Linked DNA regions of Homo sapiens: all the other regions are linked to region 7. Evidence: chromatin contacts called from ENCODE Hi-C or POLR2A ChIA-PET data. All regions are on one chromosome and are shown on one strand. Each heading gives the region's core, a stretch centred on a gene start or an enhancer-like site at or near the end of the contact. The rest is flanking DNA. Distances are from core to core; before and after follow the strand shown. Region 1 holds the start of SIX5 (SIX homeobox 5). Region 2 holds the start of ZNF226 (zinc finger protein 226). Region 3 holds the start of ZNF224 (zinc finger protein 224). Region 4 holds the start of FBXO46 (F-box protein 46). Region 5 holds the start of IRF2BP1 (interferon regulatory factor 2 binding protein 1). Region 6 holds the start of QPCTL (glutaminyl-peptide cyclotransferase like). Region 7 holds the start of TOMM40 (translocase of outer mitochondrial membrane 40).

Evidence for each region. Hi-C counts contacts between places; a loop is a spot of excess contacts on that map. ChIA-PET counts read pairs that join two places held with the same protein, here RNA polymerase II (POLR2A). Pooled maps may share reads with other maps.
Region 1: a pooled map shows a loop between it and region 7 (9-fold over the local background). The contact joins the promoter of SIX5 here to the promoter of TOMM40 in region 7. A Hi-C loop is called at or near these places in 7 of 50 pooled maps. POLR2A ChIA-PET finds 5 or more read pairs at or near these places in 3 of 52 experiments (HEK293, WTC11 and naive thymus-derived CD4-positive, alpha-beta T cell).
Region 2: a loop to region 7 is called in a map of CD8-positive, alpha-beta T cell, with 7 times the contacts of the local background. The contact joins the promoter of ZNF226 here to the promoter of TOMM40 in region 7. A Hi-C loop is called at or near these places in 1 of 168 maps with a recorded cell type or tissue (CD8-positive, alpha-beta T cell), 1 of 37 single-sample maps with no recorded cell type and 6 of 50 pooled maps. POLR2A ChIA-PET finds 5 or more read pairs at or near these places in 1 of 52 experiments (activated CD4-positive, alpha-beta memory T cell).
Region 3: a map of CD8-positive, alpha-beta T cell shows a loop between it and region 7 (12-fold over the local background). The contact joins the promoter of ZNF224 here to the promoter of TOMM40 in region 7. A Hi-C loop is called at or near these places in 1 of 168 maps with a recorded cell type or tissue (CD8-positive, alpha-beta T cell), 1 of 37 single-sample maps with no recorded cell type and 9 of 50 pooled maps.
Region 4: a map of CD8-positive, alpha-beta T cell shows a loop between it and region 7 (29-fold over the local background). The contact joins the promoter of FBXO46 here to the promoter of TOMM40 in region 7. A Hi-C loop is called at or near these places in 1 of 168 maps with a recorded cell type or tissue (CD8-positive, alpha-beta T cell) and 8 of 50 pooled maps. POLR2A ChIA-PET finds 5 or more read pairs at or near these places in 1 of 52 experiments (CD8-positive, alpha-beta memory T cell).
Region 5: a loop to region 7 is called in a map of dorsolateral prefrontal cortex, with 14 times the contacts of the local background. The contact joins the promoter of IRF2BP1 here to the promoter of TOMM40 in region 7. A Hi-C loop is called at or near these places in 2 of 168 maps with a recorded cell type or tissue (dorsolateral prefrontal cortex and naive thymus-derived CD4-positive, alpha-beta T cell) and 8 of 50 pooled maps.
Region 6: a map of B cell shows a loop between it and region 7 (33-fold over the local background). The contact joins the promoter of QPCTL here to the promoter of TOMM40 in region 7. A Hi-C loop is called at or near these places in 1 of 168 maps with a recorded cell type or tissue (B cell), 1 of 37 single-sample maps with no recorded cell type and 8 of 50 pooled maps. POLR2A ChIA-PET finds 5 or more read pairs at or near these places in 2 of 52 experiments (HCT116 and activated CD4-positive, alpha-beta T cell).

Annotation. Positions count from the first base shown.
Region 1 is chr19:45,767,747-45,771,166 of GRCh38, forward strand. It overlaps SIX5 (SIX homeobox 5), which reads right to left and starts at 1,506. Exons shown (of 3, transcript NM_175875.5): 1 at 296-1,506. The coding sequence starts at 1,098. It overlaps DMPK (DM1 protein kinase), which reads right to left. Exons shown (of 15, transcript NM_004409.5): 14 at 3,225-3,314; 15 at 1,971-2,894. The coding sequence ends at 2,742. DM1-AS (DM1 locus antisense RNA) reads left to right here and starts at 50. Exons shown (of 2, transcript NR_147193.1): 1 at 50-385. RefSeq lists enhancers at 1-484, 1,976-2,055, 2,216-2,325, 2,766-2,845 and silencers at 226-355, 806-1,025, 1,386-1,925, 1,777-1,961, 2,486-2,645 and 1 more.
Region 2 is chr19:44,163,186-44,166,350 of GRCh38, forward strand. It overlaps ZNF226 (zinc finger protein 226), which reads left to right and starts at 1,915. Exons shown (of 6, transcript NM_001032373.2): 1 at 1,915-1,957; 2 at 2,572-2,622. RefSeq lists enhancers at 1,607-1,756, 1,817-1,936.
Region 3 is chr19:44,092,212-44,095,792 of GRCh38, forward strand. ZNF224 (zinc finger protein 224) reads left to right here and starts at 2,150. Exons shown (of 6, transcript NM_001321645.3): 1 at 2,150-2,319. RefSeq lists an enhancer at 1,960-2,069.
Region 4 is chr19:45,728,721-45,732,149 of GRCh38, forward strand. FBXO46 (F-box protein 46) reads right to left here and starts at 2,176. Exons shown (of 2, transcript NM_001080469.2): 1 at 2,129-2,176. RefSeq lists a silencer at 1,031-1,325 and enhancers at 2,174-2,283, 2,374-2,503.
Region 5 is chr19:45,884,064-45,887,553 of GRCh38, forward strand. It overlaps IRF2BP1 (interferon regulatory factor 2 binding protein 1), which reads right to left and starts at 2,078. Exons shown (of 1, transcript NM_015649.3): 1 at 1-2,078. The coding sequence starts at 1,711. RefSeq lists enhancers at 1-43, 2,253-2,402, 2,553-2,792, 2,853-2,902 and silencers at 1,333-1,572, 1,613-2,092.
Region 6 is chr19:45,691,416-45,694,802 of GRCh38, forward strand. QPCTL (glutaminyl-peptide cyclotransferase like) reads left to right here and starts at 1,251. Exons shown (of 7, transcript NM_017659.4): 1 at 1,251-1,495; 2 at 1,998-2,141. The coding sequence starts at 1,289. It overlaps SNRPD2 (small nuclear ribonucleoprotein D2 polypeptide), which reads right to left and starts at 538. Exons shown (of 3, transcript NM_001384647.1): 1 at 472-538. The coding sequence starts at 473. RefSeq lists enhancers at 74-794, 613-742, 753-882, 1,408-1,958.
Region 7 is chr19:44,889,930-44,893,092 of GRCh38, forward strand. TOMM40 (translocase of outer mitochondrial membrane 40) reads left to right here and starts at 1,325. Exons shown (of 9, transcript NM_001128917.2): 1 at 1,325-1,760; 2 at 2,464-2,531; 3 at 2,908-3,000. The coding sequence starts at 1,487. RefSeq lists enhancers at 1-382, 552-711 and a silencer at 1,022-1,661.

The DNA.
Region 1 (3,420 bases), core at 256-2,755, 880 kb after region 7:
CCTCAGTCCCTCTAGTGCCCCCCGCAGTGTGATTCCCCAACACCGATGGGATTTGGGAAGGAGCTCGGAATGGAGCCGCTGGAAGAGGAGACGCGTGCGGGGAGAGGGCCCGGGCGGGTGCCTGTCCCGTCCACACTTAGTCCCCGCGCCCCGCGGGCGCCTGAGATTGTGAGCTGGTCCCGGGAGATGTCCGAGGACCTCGGCGCGCCGGCCCCAGCAGTGGGCACGGGGGAAGAGGGCTGGTGGACGGGATGTCCCCGGGAGAGCTGGACTTGCGCCGCCCGAGGCCCCTCACCTCTTGCAGGGCGCGCCGCCTCCGGCCCCGGTCCGGTCGCGCTGTCGCCGGTTCTTGAACCAGTTGCTGACCTGCGTGAGCGACAGGCCGGTGAGTGTGGCCAGGCGGCGCTTCTCGTCCGGCGTGGGGTAGCGGTTGCCGCGGTAGCAGGCCTTGAGCGCTGCGCGGGAGCGCTCCTTGAAGCAGTAGACTGTCTCCTCGCCGTCCCAGATGGTCTTGGGCAGCGGGAACTTCTTGCGCAGTCGATACTTGTCCACTGCGCCAAGCGCGCGGCCGCGGGCCCGCTCGGCCTCATGGTAGCGCGCGCGCAGGTAGAGGTCCTGCAGGAAGGCGTGGTGGGCGGCGGGGAAGGGGCGGCTCTCGAGTAGCCGGTAGAGCTCGGCGTACTCGCCCCGCTGGAAGGCCACCAGGGCCCGCGCGCGCAACACCGGGTCGCTGCCACGTAGGCGCTCGGCCGGGGGCAGTGCGCCCAGGAAGCGGCTCAAGCGGCCGGCGTGGCCCGCCTGGAGCAGCGCCTCGCAGACGCACGCCACCTGCTCGGGCGAGAAGCGGAGGCCCGTGGGCGGTTCGGAAGCGGCCTCGGGGGGCGACCCGGGGACGCCCGGGGATCCCGGGCCCTCAGCTCCCGCAGCCGCTGCGCCCGCCCCGGCCCCGGCCGCCGCCGCCGCCTCACCCTCGGCCGCCTGCAAAGTCTGCAAGAGCTGGCGCGCTTCCTCCTCCTCCTCTTCGGTCGCCGCCGCCGCCGCCACCGCCTCCCCCCCAGCCGCCGGCCCCGCGCTCGGCTCCGCAGGCAAGGTAGCCATGTTTTGCAACTTTGGGAAGTTCCTCCCTCCCTCTCTTCCTCCCTCGGGCTTTCCCCAGCCTCCTCCCCCACCTGTCCCCCCTTTTCGCCCCCACTCCCCGCTCTTCTCGATCTTCTTTCTGGCCGACCCTGCGCCCCACGCCGGGAAGGCGAGATCCAGCTCTCCACTCGGGTCTCTGTCCCCTTGTGTGTGTCCGTCCCCCTCCCGTCTGTCTGTGATTCTCCCTTTGTTTTCCCTCCGCCTCTGGCCGCGCTTTCTGCCTCCCCCCAGCGTGTGCTTCTGGCTCAGGGCCTCAGTTTCCCCATCGGGACAACGCAGAAGGTAACGGGCCGTCCAGGAGGACTAAGGGCGCGAAGCCTCCGCCCCGAGACTGAGCTTCTGCACGCCTCCGTCTCCAGGGTCCTCTGCAGGCCCCCACATTCCCCATCTCGGCCTGCGCTCCGCCCCTCGGAATTCCCGGCTCCGCAGGGGGGGCGGGTCTGGCCGGGAGGAGGGGCGGGGAACGGGCTAGAAAGTTTGCAGCAACTTTTCTCGAGCTTGCGTCCCAGGAGCGGATGCGCGTGGCGTGCGCAGGCGCAGTGGAAGGAGGATGGCCGCGCGCGCTGCCAGCCCAGCCCCCTCTTCTCGACGCTCGGTGGCACAGCTGGGCCACAGCTGGGCGGGGGCGGTGCCTCCGGGTGGCCCGCTCGCCCTCCTATTGGCCGGACGCCAAAGCCCCGCCCCGTGGCTTTTCCTCCCCCAACCCTGATTCGGCCGCTTCGCATCCCGCTAGCTCCTCCCAGACCTTCGGCCGCCTCCACACGCCTCCGGATTGGCCCGCTGCGGAGCCTCCGGCCCACAACGCAAACCGCGGACACTGTGGAGTCCAGAGCTTTGGGCAGATGGAGGGCCTTTTATTCGCGAGGGTCGGGGGTGGGGGTCCTAGGTGGGGACAGACAATAAATACCGAGGAATGTCGGGGTCTCAGTGCATCCAAAACGTGGATTGGGGTTGTTGGGGGTCCTGTAGCCTGTCAGCGAGTCGGAGGACGAGGTCAATAAATATCCAAACCGCCGAAGCGGGCGGAGCCGGCTGGGGCTCCGAGAGCAGCGCAAGTGAGGAGGGGGGCGCGGGATCCCCGAAAAAGCGGGTTTGGCAAAAGCAAATTTCCCGAGTAAGCAGGCAGAGATCGCGCCAGACGCTCCCCAGAGCAGGGCGTCATGCACAAGAAAGCTTTGCACTTTGCGAACCAACGATAGGTGGGGGTGCGTGGAGGATGGAACACGGACGGCCCGGCTTGCTGCCTTCCCAGGCCTGCAGTTTGCCCATCCACGTCAGGGCCTCAGCCTGGCCGAAAGAAAGAAATGGTCTGTGATCCCCCCAGCAGCAGCAGCAGCAGCAGCAGCAGCAGCAGCAGCAGCAGCAGCAGCAGCAGCAGCAGCATTCCCGGCTACAAGGACCCTTCGAGCCCCGTTCGCCGGCCGCGGACCCGGCCCCTCCCTCCCCGGCCGCTAGGGGGCGGGCCCGGATCACAGGACTGGAGCTGGGCGGAGACCCACGCTCGGAGCGGTTGTGAACTGGCAGGCGGTGGGCGCGGCTTCTGTGCCGTGCCCCGGGCACTCAGTCTTCCAACGGGGCCCCGGAGTCGAAGACAGTTCTAGGGTTCAGGGAGCGCGGGCGGCTCCTGGGCGGCGCCAGACTGCGGTGAGTTGGCCGGCGTGGGCCACCAACCCAATGCAGCCCAGGGCGGCGGCACGAGACAGAACAACGGCGAACAGGAGCAGGGAAAGCGCCTCCGATAGGCCAGGCCTAGGGACCTGCGGGGAGAGGGCGAGGTCAACACCCGGCATGGGCCTCTGATTGGCTCCTGGGACTCGCCCCGCCTACGCCCATAGGTGGGCCCGCACTCTTCCCTGCGCCCCGCCCCCGCCCCAACAGCCTACAGCTGTTGTTAGTCCACTCGCACGCCTCGAATCCCGTCCGAACTCGTCATTGGCTGCTTCCTAGCGGCCTGTGTTGATTGGCTGCCCGAAGATCCGCCCTCCTGCCGTGGGCCCAGCCCCGCAAATGCGCAGCTAAGCGGGTGGCAAGGGGCGGGTGGAGCGCGGGGCGCGACGGCGGAGGGGGGCGTGGGCAGCCGGACGTACCCTGGCAGGGAGCAGCAGGTGGCGGCGGTGCATGGGGCCTGGCCCCACCAGCGGGCACTGGCCCACAGCCACGGCCGGGGGGCCATCTAGCTGGAGAGAGAAGGGACAGGTGACCCGATCGGAGCCCAGCCCAGCCCTCAGCGGTGGGGCGAGAGACAGCGAGGGGAATCGAGGTTGGGGAGGTTATCTAGGGAGA
Region 2 (3,165 bases), core at 665-3,164, 730 kb before region 7:
ACTATAGCATGTTGCAAGCAGGCCTTTTAAGTACAACAGTCTCAGGCCTATGTTAACTCTTTTCTGAACAAAGGGCTTCAGAAATCCAGTACCTATATTCTTTTCTTTCTTTTTCTTTCTTTGTATCACCAGATACCACATTAGGTCATCTTCCTTCAAGGTAATTTGTAACCAAAACCAGTAGACTAAACCAAATAATTTCTTGCCCCTCTGCCCCATAACTGATAAGACTGTAGGTACAGTCTACATCTACCCTCCTCATGACCAGAGTTTTCAGGTTAGTCACAAGACAGCTGTAGAAGCTGGGAGCTATCTGGCTTTGTTTTTGGTTGGTTGTTGTTTGTTCACAGTCAAGAGGAGAGAACTGTTTCATTTGTAATATTGTATAGTTCATGTCTCCCAAAATGCATGGCTACTCTAACTCCCATTCACACACAAGATTAATTCCTTAGCTCTTACCTAGTATGCCCAGCCCTTGTGGGATCATTCAGTTTTTTCATCTGTGGGCCTAACTTGCCTGTTCATCTTTGGCCGTTGGGATTTCCCTGTCTTAGCTTTGAGTTTAGCTACATTTTAACGCTTTAGGGGATATTGTCACATAACATTTTTCTATCTTTGAAAAGATCCACAATATTATGTAATGATTACCACTATCTAATCCTAGAACTCTTTCATCTGCTCCCAAAAGAAATCCCCTACATGAGCTGGGTGTGGTGGTGCATGCCTGTAGTCTCAACTACCCAGGGGGCTGAGGCGGGAGGATCACTTGAGCCCAAGAATTTAAGGCTGCAGTGTGCTATGATCATGCCTGTGAATAGCCACTGTACTCCATTCTGGGAAACATAACAAGACGCTGTCTCTAAAAAAGTAAGAAAAAAAAAACCCTACATATTGACAGTCACTCCCCATTCCCAACTACATCTCCCCAGCCTTGGAGACAACTAATTTACTTTCTGTCTCTATGGACTTGCCTATTCTGCACATTTGATATAAATGGAATCATACCATATATGGTATCTTGTGTCTGGCTTCTTTCATTGGACATAATGTCTTCAGAGTTCATCTATGTTATAACATGAATCAATATTTTGTTCATTCACATTACTAAATAATATTGCATTATATGGCTAGACCACATTTTGTTTATCCACTCATCAGCTGATGGACATTGGGTCTTCTCCACTTTTTGACTATTATGACTAATGCTGCTATGAACTTTTTTAGAACAAGTTTTTGTGTGGATATCTTTCAGTTCTCCTGGGTATTTACTTAGGAGTGAAATTGCTGGCACATAAGCCCCAGATCGGGTGCCAGCAGATTCAGTGTCTGGTGAGGTCCCGCTTTCTAAGTCATACATGGTCCTTCTGGCTGTGTCCTCACATAACTAAAGAGGCAAAGGAGCTCCCTCAGGCCACTTATAAGAGAGCATTAATCCTATTCATGAGGGCATTGCCCTCTTGATCTGATCACGTCCCATAGGTTCCACCTCCTAATATCTTCTTGGGAGTTAGGATTTAAACATACGAATTTGGTGGGGGCCATAAACACTCAGACCATAATAATACCTAAAGAGAAGTGAGGGATTCTGGGAAATGAAAACCAGGAGCTCAAGGTAGTTGGACACTTCCACATCAGAAGGCTTGGACATTCCGGAAGTGTAGTCCAGGAGGGCGGTACTGTTCTGTTTTTCCCCCAACTCCAGCATTCTGTGATATGTAGTCCGGAGTTCCGTGTAGTCGCGCATAGCTCAGCTGCAGTAAGGCTGTAAATGTTTCCCCTGCGGAATCCTGGGAACTGTAGGTCCAATCGTTCTAGGTAGTTGTAGGCACTTCCGGCTCGAGGAAGGCAGTGCTGTGGAATTCTGGGAAGCGTAGTCCAGGTCCTCCTGATACTCGCAGGCACTTCCGCCCAGGAAGACGACGTAGCAGCCATCTTTTCCCTGGCTTTGGTGATTCAGGTCAGCTTCTCAGGAACCTTTCAAACTTCCCCGAAATGCACTTGTGGTCAGCAGCTAGCGGTCTTTTGTTTGGGGAAAAAAAGGAGTAGCGGCTAAGAGCGGAGGTTTGAGGGGCCAGGATGCTGTTTTGCGTTTCCCTGGGCGGAGCTTGTTAGAATTGGGGGCGTACTGGCTTCGGGCGGCTGGGGTGATGCTTCGTCGGGTTTGAAGGTCTCTCGGGCTGTTCGCTCCCTCATTGTGACTCCCCCACCTAATGAGCCAGCCCTACCACTTCATACAGTATCACATTGAGCGAGTTAGTTAATCCCCGTGCCTTCGTTTGCTGTTCTGAAGGAAAATAAAAGCAAAAACTTCCTAATAGAATGTTTTGAGAGAAAACGAGGTAATACAAAAAGTGTAAAACTGCCTGGCACGTGAATTACCAATACTACTGTAATTTTCCTAGAAACTCCCGTTCTGTGGCGAAATTCTGTGAGTCCATGAAGCTGGATTGTCCCTGACCTCTTTTGAGGAAGGAGAGGGTTGCTTCTAACTGGTCCTGGGAGATGCCACTGTGATGTATCCGGGATGAAGACACAATCCTGGTTACTTCATAGCCTGTTTTTCTTCCCCAGCCCTGACTTCTCAAAAAGCACTGCACAGAGGAGGAGGCAGCAGAACCCCATGTGAGTAAGACTTGTTGTTATTCTTGTTTTATTCACATAAATCAGAGAATGTGTGGGGTCATGTATTTGGGCATGAGAAGTGATTATAATTTAGCGTTAGTTGCTAAGTTCCATTCTAAGGGGTTTATACAAATGAACACCTTTCCACTATACAGTGGCTCTGTGAAGTGATACTCTTTTTCCGAGGAGACTGAGACATAAGAACATAACTTGTTTGCTCATAGCCACCTAGCTAGTAGGAGGCAGAGCTAGCATTGAAACCGAGGCAGTCTGAGTCTAGACCTGAGTCTTCTTTGGTATGTTCTGCATGAGCCATAGGCAGCTGGCTAGTATCATGTGAAAATAGGTTGGGACTTCACTGTGGGGACTTTGCTCAAGGTCTGGGCTATTCTATGACTTTTAAAAAATAGTGGCTGGGCACAGTGGCTGACGCCTGTAATCCCAGCACTTTGGGAGTCTGAGGCGGGCAGATCACTTGAGGCCAGGAGTTTGAGACCAGTCTGGCCAACATGGCGAAACCCCATCTCTACTAAAAATACAAAA
Region 3 (3,581 bases), core at 900-3,399, 800 kb before region 7:
TCCACACTAAGTCGACATCAACATGGTGATCTCCCAGGAGCAGAGGACTACCAGGTTGCCTCAGGAGAGGTAAACTGGCCCAGGGTGGAAACACAGCAGGTCAGAACTCCCATGCTGATCAGTAGTGAGATGTTGTCTGTGAATAGCCACTGCAATTCTGCCTGCACAACGCAGGGAGACCCCGTTTTCAATTTATACACACACACATATACATATACATATATATTTTATACATACATATATACAAAATAAGTATTGGAGAGGATGTGGAGAAATTACTACCCTCACACACTGAAGGTGGGAATGTAAAAATGGTGCAGTTGCTGTGGAAAATTGTTTCGTGGTTCCCAACATAGAATTACCATATGAATCACTAAATTTCATATCTAGGTATATACCCCAAAGAATTGAAAGTAGGTGATGAAACAAATACTTGTACACCACTGTTTGTAGCAACACTATTGACTACAGCCAAAAGGTGGAAAGAACCCAAATGTCCCTCAATCAATGAATGGATAAACAAATTGTGGCGCAAGCCTGTAATCCCAGCACTTTGGGAGGCTGAGGTGGGCGGATCACCTGAGGTAAGGAGTTCGAGACCAGCCTGACTAACCTGGTGAAACCCTGTCTCTACTAAATACAAAAAAATTAGCTGGGTGTGGTGGCGCATGGCTGTAATGCCAGCTACTTGGGAGGCTGAGGCAGAAGAATCGTTTTAACCCAGGAGGCGGGGGTTGCAGTGAGCTGAGATCGTGCCATTGCACTCCAGCCTGGGCATCAAGAGGGAAACCCCACCTCAAAACAAAACAAGACAAAGCAAACAAAAAAAACAAATCGTAGTAGAAACATAAAATATTATGAAGTACTGGTACATGCTGTGATGTGGATGAACTTTAAAAGCAGTATGCTGGCAGGGCGCGGTGGCTCACGCCTGTAATCCCAGCACTTTGGGAGGCCGAGGCGGGAGGATCACGAGGTCAAGAGATCGAGACCATCCTGGCTAACACGGTGAAACCCCGTCTCTACTAAAAATACAGAAAAATTAGCCAGGCGTGGTGGCACGCGCCTGTAGTCCCAGCTACTCGGGAGGCTGAGACAGGAGAATCGCTTGAACCCGGGAGGCGGAGGTTGCAGTGAGCTAAGATCGTGCCACTGCACTCCAGCCTGGCACTTTTTTTGAGATTCCGTCTCAAAAAAAAAAAAAAGAAGCAGGATGCTAAGTGAAAGGTGTCAGAAACAAAAGGTTCCATAATGTATAATTCCATTTATATGAAATGTCCACAATAGGTAATTCAATAGGACAGAGATTAGTGTTAGACAGTGACTGCTTAGTGGGTATGGGGTTTTTGGGGTGATGAAAATGTTTCCTAACTTTTTATTTGTACTACATATATCCTAAAATGGTGAATTTCACGTTTTGTGCATTACACCTCAATAGAGATGTTTTAAATAATAAAATACATTAAAATGTTTTGCATAGATAAAACAATAAAAAAAAACGTTTTTGTTGAGAAAATATTTGCGAGATAAAATGTTAATATCATGAATATAAGAACAGTGCTTGAAAAGTGAGGGATAAAACCAAAAACTCAATAAGAAAGTGGGCAAAACATCTGGACAATTTACAAAAAATGTAATAATGACACCTGAAAATATGCAAGAATATGCCATCTTTACAAGAGTTATAAATTAAAACTACATGCCATTTCTTACCACTGGCAAAACTTATTTGAAGAGTGTATCATCTCGCTTGTTCCCTTTCCAGTAACACTCCTGTCCTCACTAGAGGGGTTTAGACTTCAGGAATTCCTTTCTATACGGTATTTTCTCTTAGGCACCCAGGGAGAGGGAAGGACGACTCTCAGGGTAGAAGTCCACATTTCCCAACAGGCGCTCGGGGGTACGAGATTCGTTCCCCGTGGGAAGAGTGGTCAAGGGCTTCCCAGTAGTCGTCAACACTTCCCTTTGAGTGTAATGCTGCAGGAGTACAGTCCAGACCCTCAGTGGAATCGCGGTCGGTTTAGCTCCGGCAGTTGGGTCCCAGGGAATTCTGGGAAGTGTAGTCCAGACGCTCAGTGGAGTCGCGGTCAGTTTGGCTCCGGCTGGCGGGTCCCGGGGAATTCTGGGAAGTGGAGTCCAAACATTCGGTGGAGTCGCGGACACTTCCGCTCGGGGACTGAGGTTGCTGCAGTTTTTCCGCGATAGTTTGGGGCAGTTCCGCGCGTTGCAGGCCCTTCTGAATTTCCTGGACCTACGCATTGGATCCTCAAAGAACTGGTGATCGAATTAGGGGAAAAGGGGCCTCGTCGGAGAGTAGAGGTTTGGAGGGGCAAGGGCCGCTGTTTGCGTTCTCGTCCGTGGCACCTTCTTGGGCTTGGGTCTGTCCTCGCTTCCCGGGGGCATTGGTACTTGGTTGGGTCGCGTCTCACCTGGTTTCAGGGTTTCCGGGGCTCTGAGCTCGCCCACTCCGCCCCCTGCACCCCACGCGCGTGGCCACTTCTTCTCGATATAACGTTGGGGTGTTAATCTCCTTGGGTTTCCCGTTACTGTTCTTTAAAATGGGGACTTTAGGGCCATCCTAATGGAATCGTTTTGGGAACTGGAAGAGGTAACACAAATGAGAGCCTTAAAGCAGTCCCTGTCACTTGGTGACTGGTGGTCTCTTGTTAATTTCCCACGAAGGACCGGGTGGGGTCAGAGCTCCAGCTGCAGGGGCCTCGGCCCTTCTCCCTGATCCCTGCAGGACGCTGGATGATCCCGGAAGCCTTCTGACCTCTTTTTAGGAGAGCGAGGGTTGCGTCCACTTTCATGAAGGGAAAGGAGCATTTAACTTTTATGGGGGACGGCGACGCGGTCAAGGTGTTTCACAGCTTTCTCGTTCCCCAACCCGACCTTTCCAGAAGAGCTGCAGGGAGGGACTTCTTGGCTTCTGAGGGCAAAGCTCTACGTGAGTGGTCCTTGGCTCTTTGACCGAGATGCTCACCCCAACCGAGAGTGTATAGGTTGTGTCCTCGGGCATGGGGGTCGATAATAATTAAGTCTTAATTAGTAACTTCATTCTAAGGGCTTTATACAAATAAATTTACGCCACACCGTGGCTCTGTGGAGAAGTATTGCTTTTTTCTATTTTAAAAACGAAAGTGAGACACAGAGCGCATAGGCACCCGACTAGTGAGAGGTGGAGCTGGGGTTGGAACCTAAGCAGTCTGGGTCAGAGCCTGATTTGATCTTCTCTTGGGATACGTTGTCACTGAGGCAGAGGAACTAGTTGGACTTAGGTGGGGAAAGCAAGACTTAGGGGCTTGAAATTTTCTGAGTTTCTAAAAATGTTGTCAACTATTTTGTTTCAATCATTACAAATATTTTGTATTCTTATAGAACCATGTCATTGTACAGCATTCTATTTTTCTTTATTAAGAACAAAATGGGCCTGGCGCGGTGGCTTACGCCTGTAATCCCAGCACTTTGGGAGGTCCAGGCGGGCGGATCACGAGGTCAGGAGTTCGAGACCAGCCTGGCCAACATGGTGAAACCGCATCTCTACTAAAAAATAATTACAAAAATTAGCTGGGCGTGGTGGT
Region 4 (3,429 bases), core at 926-3,425, 840 kb after region 7:
AGCTACTTGGGAGGCTGAGGTGGGAGGATCGCCTGAGCCCAGGAGGTTGAGGCTGCAGTGAGTCATGATTGCGCCACTGCATTCCAGCCTGTCTGGGCAACAGAGCGAGACCCTGTCTTTAAAAAAATAAAAAGGCTGCGCGCAGTGGCTCACGCCTGTCATCCCAGCACTTTGGGACGCTGGGGCGGGCAGATCACCTGAGGTCGGGAGTTCAAGACCTGTCTCTACTAAAAATACAAAATTAACCAGACGTGGTGGCGCATGCCTGCAATCTCAGCTACTCGGGAGGCTGAGGCGGAGAATTGCTTGAACCCGGGAGGCGGAGGTTGCGGTGAGCCAAGATTGCACTCCGCCTGGGCAACAAGAGCGAAACTCCGCCTCAAAAACAAAACAAAACTAAACAAAAAACCATAAAAATAAATATAGGGCCAGGCGCAATGGCTCACGCCTGTTAATCCCAGCACTTTGGGAGGCCGAGGCGGGTGGATCACCTGAGGCCAGGAGTTCAAGACCAGCCTGACCAACATGCAGAAACCCTGTCTCTACTAAAACTACAAAAATTAGCCAGGGCGTGGTGGCACATGCTTGTAATCCCAACTACTCAGGAGGCTGAGGCAGGAGAATCGCTTGAACCCGGGAGGCAGAGGCTACAGTTAGCCATACCACTGCACTCCAGCCTGGGTGACAGAGGGAGACTGTCTCTAAATAAATAAATAAAAATAAATAAAAGACTTGCCTAAGGTCATATAGCAAGTAAATGGCAGAACTAATATTCTAGACTGCTTTGTTCGCTGTCTCTACTCATCACATTGTATATTTCAGTATGGAGAGAGGACTAAATTATAGTGCTGAAAGCACAGATTCTGAGCCAGGCTGCCAAGATCGGAATCCTGAGTCTAGCAATTAATGCTGGATAGCCTTGGGAAAGTTGCTTAATTTCTCTGTACTTCTGCTTCCTTTCTGTAAAATGGAGAAAATAACAGCACCTACCCCTCAGGGGTGTTATCAGAATTAAATGAGTTAATGTGTACAAACAGCTAAGGACAGGGCCAGGCATTTTGTAAAACAATAAGCGTTAGCTGTAATCCACAGTGGGGAGCCCCTACATGCTTCTGAGCTGGGGTGTGTGCCCAGATCAGTGCCAGCTTTTGAGAAAACGCCTCTGGGACTGGACTGGAAAGGAGGAAATCCATTAGCACCTGTAACCCAGTCACATTCCGGGGGCGGAGAACTTCCCACCAACAGCTCTGAGACTGAAACTTCACAGCCCAGCTCTCCCACTAATAGTAACGATTTTAATGACTCCCTTTAACCCTGTTCTCAGAGGCATGCTTGCTGTTCCCATACTACAGATAAGGGCACTGAGGCTCACAGATTTGTCCATGGCACAAAGGGGTGGAAGAATAGGGGATATGAATGCTGTACTTCTCATAGGGATAAACCATTACACTCTTCTAAATTCCACCGGGGAAGTGAGGGTGCGAAAGCCTGTCTCGATGGCCCTTTCTGGCCGTATTATCCTACAGTTCTGTGCCTGTCCAGCTTACCGGGAGTCTCTGGCGGGACTAGGGAAATTATCACTACATCCAGGCCCCTAATTTCACGCTCCTTACCCCACCCTCAGTCCTGGAGCCTAAACCCACACTCTATCCTACCACTGATTTCTCCCTCCTACCTCCTCAACTTGCCTTCCTGCCCCCAATCCGATCCAGAGGCCCCAACCCATTGCGTCCACCGTTCGCCTGTCCCTTGGAGCTTCCAGACCCCCTCACTCATCCTAACCCTGATCCTCATACCCTCGCCGCAGGTTAAGCCCCCATCGAAATCGACCCCTTCAGGGCCTCTACCTGGATGTCCAGCCCAGTCTCCAACTCGGGGCCCACTTCCCCAGCTCTGAGCCCCTTTACAATCAATTCCAAAGCTCCACTCCCACCCCACCTCCAAGACCCCTCCCCAAGCCACCATTCTTCTACTACTACCTCCGGCTCCCATTCCTCCCAGTCCTCTCCCCCAGGCAATCTCCCCTCACCCAGCCCCTTCTTTCGCCCCTGCCTCTTCCCCCTCGTCACCCGGTCCCGAACCCCCGTCCCGACTCTCCAGCGCCCCCGGCCCGCGCCTGGGCTCTCACCATCGCCGCGCGCTGCATCTCCCTCGGCTACGCGGGTTTCCCCCACTCGCTCCTCTCCAGCCTCCCCTTCCGGGTTCTCGTCCCGAAGCCCGCTGGGAATTGAAGTCCGGGCAGCCACGGACTACATCCCCCAGAAGGCAGCACGGTCAAGCTTGGAGGTGGGGTAGGAAGCAAATTAGGCGGGCGGAGGAAAAGAACGACTCGAACTCCCGGGAGACAAAGCCGGGGAGGACTTGGCAGCGCAAGCGCAGGGTGCTTCCCCGCTGGGCGCGCTGGGAGATGGAGTCTAGCCAGGAGGGCTCCATTTTTGCCCGAGGCCCTTGGGAAGGGAATTGAGAATATTGCAATAGGGTGTTGGTGAGGGGTGGAGAGTTGGGGAAGAGCAAATTTATTGATTCATTTGTGCCGATCAACACAATAGCTAACAGCTCCTTGTGCTTTTCCAAACTCCTTCCCATCCATCCCCTTCTTTTTTTTTTTTTTTTTGAGACGGAGTCTTGCTCTGTCACCCAGGCTGGAGTGCAGTGGCGCAATTTCGGCTCACTGCAACCTCCGCCTCCTGGGTTCAAGCGATTCTCCTGCCTGAGCCTCCTGAGTAGCTGGGATTACAGGAGCCCGCCACCACGCCCGGCTAGTTTTTGTATTTTTAGTAAAAACGGAGTTTCACCATGTTGGTCAGGCTGGTCTTGAACTCCTGACCTCATGATCCACCCGCCTCGGCCTCCCAAAGTGCTGGGATTACAGGCGTGAGCCACCGCGCCCGGCCCGTCCCCTCCTTTCTTACCTCCTGATTTACAAATGAGAAAATTAAGCCTTAGGAGGAAGGAAAGTCCCATACATTAGGAGTTAGTCCACATCATAGAATAGCAGCTCCACATCGCTCGAGCCCAGGAGTTCGAGGCAGTGAGCTAGTGTTACACCACCGCCCTCCATGCAGTTCAGCCTGGGCGACAGAATGAGACCCTGCTGCCTCTTAAAATAAAAGAAGGCCGGGCGCGGTGGCTCACGCCTGTAGTCACAGCACTTTGGGAGGCCGAGGCGGGCTGATCACAAGGTCAGGAGATCAAGACCATCCTGGCTAACACACTGAAACCCCATCTCTACTAAAAATACAAAAAATTAGCCGGGCTGGGTGGCGGGTGCCTGTAGTCCCAGCTACTCGGGAGGCTAAGGCAAGAGAATGGCGTGAACCCAGGAGGCGGAGCTTGCAGTGAGCCGAGATCGCGCCACTGCACTCCAGCCTGGGGGACAGAGCGAGATTCCGTCTCAAAAAAAAAAAAAAGAAGAAGAAGAAGAAGAAG
Region 5 (3,490 bases), core at 828-3,327, 990 kb after region 7:
TGGTGGCGATCTCGCCCTGCATGAAGGCCCAGGGCACGGAGGAGCCGACCAGCGGGCACTTGTCTCCGCTCGGGCAGTACACCTCCCCGGCCGGGCCCTGCGCCTTGATGAACTCCCGGGAGCAGGGAAAGCAGAACTTGTGTCCGGGCACCGAGGGGCACTGGACGAAGTGGGTGTCTTCTAGCCGCTCCCTGCACAGGGTACAGCACAGGGGGGCCCCAGGGGTCGCCCCAGTGCCGCTGCCACCCCCGCTGACAGCTTCGGCCCCCGCTGTGGGACTGACTTCTGCTTCGCCGTTGCGGGCCACAAGGCGATGCTGGGTTGGCGGCTGGGCCGTGGAGGAGGCTGCAGGGCTGGCGCCCCCTGCACGCACAGGCCCCCCGCCTCCGCCAGGGTCCTTGGGTGAGTGGCCCAGGGCTTCGGCCACATTCTTCAGGGCGGCAATGGGCGAGGGCACACCAGGGGTCTCAGCGGAGTACGGGCCGCCGGGTGCCACCCAGTGCCGTTGCTGCTGCTCCTCGGTGGTCATCTTCCCAGCCGCCTCGCCCTCCGGCTCGGGGGATGCCTTGCGACGGCGCGGCGTGGGCGCCAGGTTCCGGGATGGGGCTCGCGGGGGTGGGCCACAGAGAGCCGCAGGGGCCGGCTCTGGGTACTGCTGGGGCAGGGCCTCCGCGGGAGCTGGCTCGCGGAAGCTGCGGACGCCGTCGGTAAGCAGCTCGCCCAGCTGCCGCCATTCTCCTGATCCATGCCGGCGTTCATATTCGAGGTACTTGAAGCCCGAAGAAGCCAGTGCCTTGCCCGGCTCCCGCAGAGCATCGTGGAACATCTGGCGAGCCACTGCCAGGACGCCGGCGTACACATTGCCGGAACCACAGGGGTATTCGGTGAAGAGCTTCAGCTCGAACTCGTATCCTGGAGGACGGGCAGTAGCATCGAAGGCGAACACTCGCCCCACCAGCCCGTGATCCTTCTTGAAGCGCACATTGAACGGGGCGCAGGCGGACAGCGCCAGTAGCTGTTCCCGCACTGCTTTGGGGCGCCCGTGCCATTCCTCTGCCCGGCCTCGCATGGCCTCGTTCAGTTCTGCCAGACAGTCCGCATTCCTCTGCTGCTTCTCTTTCTCGAAATCGGAGCCGAAGAGGGGACGGGCAGGACTCAAGCCGGGTGCCAGCGTCAGGCCTCGGCTTCCCAGGCCAGACACTGCAGCTGCCAGCAGCCCAGGGGGCATCAAGCCAGGCATGGAGCCAAGCAAGGCCCTTCGCGCCCCCTCAGCCACGGCCTCCTCACGGCCCAGCCCATTGGCCAGGCGGGACCCCAGAGTGTACTCCAGGGCGGGCGAGGGCAGGGGGAGGCGGCCTGATGATGTGGCCCTGTCATAGCGGTCCTGGCCCGACACGCCGCCGCCGGTCCCTGACGGCTGGGGCTGGGCCTGCGGGGGCGGCAGCTGGGGCCCCTGTGCGGCTGCCGCCGCCAGGTCCTTGGTGGCCGGGTGCTTAAGGGCCGGGGGCCCGGGCGAGCGGCCCTCGGGGAGCACGTGGCTGCGCTTGAGCTGGCGGGCGGCATCGATGAGCAGTTCGATGCGGTCCGCGCCCTCGAAGTTCACGCAGCCGCGACACACGGCCTCGCTGAAGTCCCACACCATGGCCCACGGCATCTTGGGCAGGTCGCACAGGTAGCACCACTGGCGGCGGGACGCCTGCACAGACGCCATGGCCCCAGTCCGCGCGCCGCCCAGCTCCCGCGTTCCACCGGCCGCCGACGTGCGATCCGCGCCGCCAACGTTCGATCCGCGTCCCGGGGACAGCGCGAGCCACGGTCCGGCCTCCGGCTCGGCCTCCCCGCCGGATCCAGGCCCGGCCCCCCTTCCCCGCCCCCTGGGCCCTAAGCCTTTCTGCTCACTCCCGCCTCCCTCGCGAAGGCAGGCTGAGGCACGTCGGCGCCCCCGCCCGGTCCGGGCTCCGAGCCGAGGCGCACAGCTCGGGCCCCACGATGGGCCGCGAGCGCCGCCGCCTCGGGCTCCCGCCGCTCTCGCCGCCGCCGCTGCAACGGCCGCCGCCGCCTCCACCTCCTTCTTCTGCCCCAGAGGCCGCTTCGCAGGGAAAGTTACATAACACGCCTGCAAAGCCTTCTGGGAAACGTAGTCCCGCCGGGGCCGGCTCTTAAAGGGAACGGCGGGCAGACGCGGGCTGGGGGGGTTGTCGCCTCTGCCGGCGCAAACCTTACAACCTTCTCCGTGGGGCCGGAGTTCAGCGCGCCGCAAGATGCTGGGACACAAAGGTGGTAGGCGAGGATGCAATACAAATGATCAGAGCTACTCCGGATTCAGAAATTGTGGGGGTGGGTGGACAGGCTTCCGGGCTTCCAACTTCTGCTCGGATTTGCTGTGCAGCTTTAGGCAAAATGTCTTGCCCTCTCTGAACCTCAGTTTCCCCGCCCAGCAAAGGTGGGCCAATGACGGATTAGGAAAGTAGCAGCTTCTGGGGCGGGGCGGAGAAGCCCTGATTGGCTTCAGAGCAGGGACGGGAAGCTGGCAACTAGGTGGGGGTGGGGGTGGCCACCTGGCACTTCGTCCTCCCCCCGGAATCCTAGATATATGCTTCTGGGGCCCGCCACAGCCAGAGAAGGGAGAGGACTAAGGGCTTCCGAGCCAGAGCCTTGTCTCAGTTGTTTCTCTGCTAAAAGAGTGGGGCGACTGGCCGCCCTCTAACCCTGTCCCAGCTCTGCCCGCGCGCTCTGGTCTCTAAAGGGTTACACCATCGGGGGCTCGGCGTCCCCCACCCGCTTCACTACAATTCCCAAAATGCACTGCGGGTCGGACATAGTGACGCACTTCCGCCCTCTGGGAGGTTTGGGGAGGCCTTCCAGATTCACGCTACTTTCCCGGCTACCCCCCGCCCCCCCACTTTTCTGGGGGCTCTTTACGTGCATTCGGAGCGTGGCGTTTGGGGGACCCTTATCTTCTGTTGCTCCCCAGTTTGAGGGAAGAGTAAGGGGTTAAGAAGTGACGGGCAAGAGGAGGGAGTTGCTGGGGAAGGGCAAACACCAGACCAACCTTTCCCCAACCTTGAGCGCTCACTACCTGGAAGGCCCAATCAGGCTGTGAGGACCCTTCTTCTTTCCCAGGCATTGGGAACTGGACGAGGCTGTCTTTGGGGAAGGGCGGAGGCGGGTCTCCAGGTTCCAACCCACAACAGCCCCTTTCTCTAGGCCTGGGTCCGTGTTAGGTGCTCAAAAATATTTGAATGACGTACCAGTTGGCCCTGGTTTTGTCTAGTGAGGGGCTGCTTGTCCCTTCTCCTCCCGTCCCACTGGAACCGCAGCAGCTCTGATTCTGTTACCCAGACCTCACAATTTTAAAATGGTTTCACAATTTTGTCTACTACCTGTATTTGAACACTTTTCTCCCTTAAAAAAAAGATTTATCAGGCTGAAGTGGGAGGATTGCTTGAGCCTGGAGATAACAGGCTACAGTGAACCATGATTGCGTCAC
Region 6 (3,387 bases), core at 1-2,500, 800 kb after region 7:
GCCACCGCGCTCGGCCTCCCCCAGTATTCGTAAAATCGCTGCCCCTTAACATTCATTTCAATAGGACTAATTATCTAGGACCACTCCCGTTATCGTTTAAAACATGTTTTTCATAATTAAATTTTTTTTTTTTTTTGTAGAGACGGGGGTCTCGCTATGTTGCCTAGGCTAGTCTCGAACTCCTGTGTTCCAGCGATGCTCCGCCTTGGCCTACTAAAGTGCTGGGATCACAGGAATGAGCCCCCGCGCCCAGCCCAGGGCGTTATCTGATAAAGCTGTCCCCTCTCCCGAAGTCACGATGCGTCAAAGGCCCCACGCCCGTTCTCAAACTCATCAGGAGAAAAGCAGGACGCTGCATCCCTAAAACATCTGCCCCTGCCCCCCCCGCTCTGCTCAACCCTTCCCACACTCAATCGGTCAAATATCCACCCTCAACCTCATTCCCGCCGCCTAAGCCTAGCCCGGCCTCACATGATGGTCACTACGCTCTCCGTTCACTCCCGTTTCCTCCGCGTTGCTGCTGCCTGAGGAGAGAGAGGCGGGACTTCCTCTTCCTGCGACCCACTTCCGTTGGCGCCTGCGCAAAGCCAACCAGTAAGTGGAGGCGTGGCCTGTTGCCACAGCATTCCCCACCAACGGTGCACAATGATGGAATAAAAGCTTCGGGTAGGGGTTCGCGGCCAGTCAGAACCACACGGGGGCAGATGTTTATGACAATGAAGACAAAAGGAAAGGCAGTCTGATTCAAACCGTTTCTTGAAGAATGGTACAGGTTGAAGGAGGGAAATGACAAGCTATTTCCAAATGCCCGCCGGCCGTGACTTCGGGGGCGCGGCCTCCGTGAAGCCAATCCGCTCCTCGCTTCGGAGACAGGCACCGCCCCTCTTCCCTCTGGGACGCGTTACTGACGTATCTACTGATCTTTCCGACCCTGCGCCACCAATCCCCTGCCTACATCCGGAAGGGGCATGGACCTGCGCCCGGGAGATCGAATATTTTCCATGATCAAACGCTGTTCATTGGCTTTCCCTCCTCCGCTAAGGCGGAGCCTACTTCTCTTGCGCTCCCATTTGGGTCGTGCCATTCTCAGGGGAACCAACCCCAATACCTAAGGGAGGCTGGGAGGCGTGTCCTCAGGACCGTAGTTCTTATTGGTTTCGCTGCTCGCTGTGGGGTGGGCTGGTGCAGCCGCAGCTGTTGCTTATTGGCCCACCGATTCCATGGGGAGGAACTTGGCTGGGCCTAAACTCAATCCGTGGTCTGGTACAGGTTTCAGGGCAAAGCGGCCATGCGTTCCGGGGGCCGCGGGCGACCCCGCCTGCGGCTGGGGGAACGTGGCCTCATGGAGCCACTCTTGCCGCCGAAGCGCCGCCTGCTACCGCGGGTTCGGCTCTTGCCTCTGTTGCTGGCGCTGGCCGTGGGCTCGGCGTTCTACACCATTTGGAGCGGCTGGCACCGCAGGACTGAGGAGCTGCCGCTGGGCCGGGAGCTGCGGGTGAGGCTGGGCGGGGACCCGGGCACCGCGGGGACCCTCATTCCCTCCCCGCTGTTACCCAGGGTTGACGTGGCTTTAGCGTACGGCCCTAACCGCAGATGCCACCGTCTTCGTCATCTGAGCGCATGACCCTTACCAAAGGAATAAGGCTTCGGGCTGGTTCTGCAACAGTAGCTTCCTTTTAAGAGGAAAGGTCTGAAATAGTAAGACGGGGGGGTTCAGGGTTCTACGCCTTTAGTCAACTATTTGGAAGAGTCCCTTCCTCCATCTCCCCTCTCTCTCACTGGGCCTCGATTTCCCCATCAAGTTTGAGGTAGGCTGGACCGGATGGTCTTGGAAGGACTTTTCCTGAGCCTTGGATTTATCCTAGAAGTCTCCGATGCTGGAGGCGGCAGATTAGGAAGAGAACCCGGGGCTCCTCGCGGGTGACGGCGCCCGGGGTAGGGTTGAAATGGGGGGGTTGCTCTCATTCTTCCCTTCCCTATCCCACCTCCTTCCCAAGGTCCCATTGATCGGAAGCCTCCCCGAAGCCCGGCTGCGGAGGGTGGTGGGACAACTGGATCCACAGCGTCTCTGGAGCACTTATCTGCGCCCCCTGCTGGTTGTGCGAACCCCGGGCAGCCCGGGAAATCTCCAAGTCAGAAAGGTAAAGGGACCCACCTCCAGTCCCTGACCCCCTAGCCCTCCAGGGAATGGGAAATAAGAATCCTGTTCAAGATCCCAAAGAAGCTAAGAGGAGGAACTGGGGCTCTGACTGGAGTTAATCGGACTCTAGACTCCATGCTGGTAACAAACCACCAGGCTGTACTGCCCCCCTTAATGCCCCCACCAAAAGCTTACTGTGTGCTAGGCATAGGCAACAGACAGCCCTATAAGGTGGGTACCAATATGATCTTCATTATGCAGATGGGGAAACTGAGGCTCAGAGAGGTTATACACATTGCACAAATCCTACAGATAATAAGTAGTAGACCTTAGCCGGGTGCAGTGGCTCATGCCTGTAATCCCAGCACTTTGGGAAGCCAAGGTGGAAGAATCACCTGAGAAGTTTGAGACTAGCCTAGTCAACCTAGTGAGACCCAATGTTTAGAAAATCATAGACCTAGAGTTGAACCCAAACAGGTTGGCTCCGAGCTGGTGCTGTAATGTATCTGTTGTCTTCCAGAAAGCATGAAGAGTCATTTAAAGGCCAGGCGCAGTGGTTCACACCTCTAATCCCAGCACTTTGGGAGGCCGAGACAGGCAGATCCCTCGAGATCAGGAGTTTGAGACCAGCCTGGCCAACATGGTGAAACCTCATCTCTACTAAAAATACAAAATTAGCCAGGCGTGGTGGTGGGTACCCGTAGTCCCAGCTACTTGGGAGGCTGAGGCACGAGAATCACTTGAACCCAGGAGGCGGAGACTGCAGTGAGCTGAGATTGCGCCACTGCACCCCAGCATGGGTGACAGAGCGAGACTCCATCTCAAAAAAAAAAAGTCACTTAAATACTGCCTGAGTCCCAATGCTACCTCATCCACTTAGATTGTGACCTTGGACTGGTTTCTTTTTTATTTTATTTTATTTTATTTTATTTTGAGATGGAGTCTCACACTGTCGCCTGGGTTGGAGTGCAGTGGCGCGATCTCGGCTCACTGCAACCTCCACCTCCCAGGTTCAAGCAAATCTCATGCTTCAGCCTCCTGAGTAGCTGGGATTACAGGTGTGCACCACCATGCCTGGCTAATTTTTTGTATTTTTAGTGAGACGGGGTTTCACCATATTGGCCAGGCTGGTCTCAAACTCCTGACCTTATGATCCGCCCACCTCAGCCTCCCAAAGTGCTGGGATTACAGGCGTGAGCCACCGCGCCCGGCCTGGACTAGTTTCTTAACCTCTCTGAGCCCATTTC
Region 7 (3,163 bases), core at 75-2,574:
GAGACCCCGCCTCTACGAAAGTTAGCCGGGCGTGGTGGCACGCACCTGTAGTTCAGCTACTCTGGAGGCTGAGGTAGGAGGATCGATTGAGGCCAGAAGTTCAAGGCTGCAGTAAGCTATGATGGCGCCACTGCACTCCAGCCTGAGTGACAGAGTCCAACCTTGTCTTTAAAAAAATAAAAATTAAAAAAGCAGTAACGAAAGTATAAGAGGCTCAAGTTTAATGAATAAACGGCAAGTAAAAGTAGACTAAAGGCAAAATCATGAATAATGTTGTAATAGGAGCCCAAGGCATGACGGATAATAAACCTGAATGAATGGGCCAGAGGCAGAGTGATGAATAATGGAAAAATAGGGACCGGGGGCAAGGGAGGTAACGGACAGGAGTTCATGGATCCAAAACATGATGGCTAATTAGAGAAGGGCCGGAAGAACGACGAAAGTGAGCAGGCAGGCTGGAGCTAAAAGTAGTCTGGGCAATGAAGCTCAAATGAATGGGGCAGAGGCATGATGGGTAATGGGAGAGGAATGAATGGGCCAAAGATAGAAGCCGCAGTGACGCGAGGAACAAGAGGCATGATGGGTAACGAAAGGGGTGGGTCTAAGGCAACTGTTTCGCTAAGAGGTGATGAGGGCATTGTGGGTAACGAGGAGCAGCGCAGGGTTCGCAGAACAGATTAGAATTCTCCCGAGGCACTCTGGGAAGGGCCAGCACTTCCGGTTTTAGGTCGGCTACTCCGAACCAGAGGTGGGGTGGGGGCCCGGCTGCCGCGGTGCCTGGTGGGACGCGAGGCCTGACCTTGCTGCCTAGCCGCCTCTGCCGCGCAACCCACCTTTACCTGTCCTTCGACCCTGGAACGTTAGCCAATGAGAGTACCAAGCTGATACGCCACCAAGGTCGACCCCGTACACGCTGGAGCCAATCAAAATGCTGCAAGGGTCAAAGCCGACCAATTATCACAGCAACCTCGCCGCGGGGCGGAATCAAAAGAGGGCCTCCTCCAGGAGAGAGGCGGGGCGATGCCTCAGCGGGCGTGGCAAAATGCTCAGCACAGACCAATGGCGGGTTAGCACCGGAACCCGCGGCGACGCGAGCCAATAGGCGCAGGCGCTGCGAGCCAATGGGAAGGGTGGGAGGGGCGCCGTGGCTACCCTGCGAGTGAGAACCAATACAAAAGGACATTTCAGGGAAAGTGGGCGGGACTTTATGCACAAGTCCAATGGGAAGACCGAGTCTTGACGCTGGTGGGCGGGCCTCAGGGCACACTAAACCAATGGGCTAGGTGGGGCGGGGCGACGGTGGTGGCGGCGGCGGCAGCGGGTTCGGTTGCGCGTGGCGCACGGGGTGGGAGCGGAGCCCAGGCCGGGAGCAGGCGCCGCCGCCAGTGAGAACCGGGGCCGGAGCCGGGTGCGGATTTGCTGGGGCTGAGTCGGGGGCGCGCGGGCCCTGACCTCTGCCCTCTGACCTCTCCCCTAGCAGGCGACCATGGGGAACGTGTTGGCTGCCAGCTCGCCGCCCGCAGGGCCGCCACCGCCGCCTGCGCCGGCCCTCGTGGGGCTGCCGCCACCTCCGCCCTCGCCGCCGGGCTTCACGCTGCCGCCGCTGGGAGGCAGCCTGGGCGCCGGCACCAGTACGAGTCGAAGTTCGGAACGGACCCCCGGGGCTGCAACCGCCAGCGCCTCAGGGGCCGCCGAGGATGGGGCCTGCGGCTGCCTGCCCAACCCGGGCACATTCGAGGAGTGCCACCGGAAGTGCAAGGGTGAGGGGCGAGGGGCCCCCGCTGGGCTGCGATGGCCTGGATCTCGGGGGAAGGGGGAGGACACTGGGGACTCTGGGATTTGGCGCGCACCATTGGAATTATTTAACAGCACTAGGAGGTGATGTTGGGATCGAATGGTGGAACGTTGGACTTGGGGCTTAGAATGATGGAATCAAATGCTGGAAACGGGATGGAATGTCATAGCAGTAGAGAAAAGCCTTTAGGGACCTGAGGAGCCCCGGGATCAGCCAAGCCAGACTTCTCTTGTGATCGGGAAGGCAACTGAGGCCCAAGGTCACGGTGTCAGCAAGGTGTCAGCGAGGTTCCTTGGGTATGGGACCCAAAGCCTCCGGATCCCAGCCTGGAGCAATTAGAGTAGTAGTAGTGGTGGAGATTTATGGAGTTCTGTTCTGGTGTTCATTATACGTTAACTCATTAGATCCTTGGGACAATTCTGTGTGGTGAGGGTCCCATCTTTCAGATGATGAGTTTGACCTAAAGTTGCTCAGCTTGGTGGCAGTGAGATTTGAGCAAGCAAAGGCCCTGGCCCTGTCTAACTAGGCTGTACTGCCTCTTTACAGGTGGAATCCTTTGTGAGATGTTCTGCTGTGGGTCTCTGGAGAGAGCTGGGGGTGGTAGGGAAGGAAGAGATGAGAGTTGGTGTGGGGTTGGAGTGGAGTGTGACAGCGTTTCTCTTCTCCAGAGCTGTTTCCCATTCAGATGGAGGGTGTCAAGCTCACAGTCAACAAAGGGTTGAGTAACCATTTTCAGGTGAGCCTTCCTGGTGTCCTTACCCACCAGAGATCGTCCCCGCCGTCCCCCTCCCTGCATCTGCACACTCGGCCCAATTACTCCTCCCTCAAGAGCTGGGCTCCCTGATACTTGAAAAGACTCGGAGATATAGTGCCAGACTGACTACTCAGTTTGGGGACCTAGAATCCAGAGGTACTGTCTCCCCATAGCAGCTAGGCTGGAGTGAAGGAACAGGTCTGTGGGCCTACCGGCAGCACCTCCTTTCTCTGAGTCTCTTAGTCAGGCCGTGCCTCCCAGTCTTCATCCCCTGCCCAGCCCAGAGACCTTGTCCTTGCCCTCTTCAGTGGGCAAGCCTATCTGTCCAGTATCGTCACAGCTCTCGCTTTCCTTCCAGGTCAACCACACAGTAGCCCTCAGCACAATCGGGGAGTCCAACTACCACTTCGGGGTCACATATGTGGGGACAAAGCAGCTGAGTCCCACAGAGGTGAGCTTCCTTTTTCATCCATTCATTGTATCCTTCTAATAACAAATTTGTAGCCAAATGTCAAGCTAAGACGGCCTCATCAGGAAAAGGTCACAGCTACCGAGAGCCTGGAGATGGGGATTGCATCTCTCCGAGGTGCACTGGGACACAAATAATTCCTTCA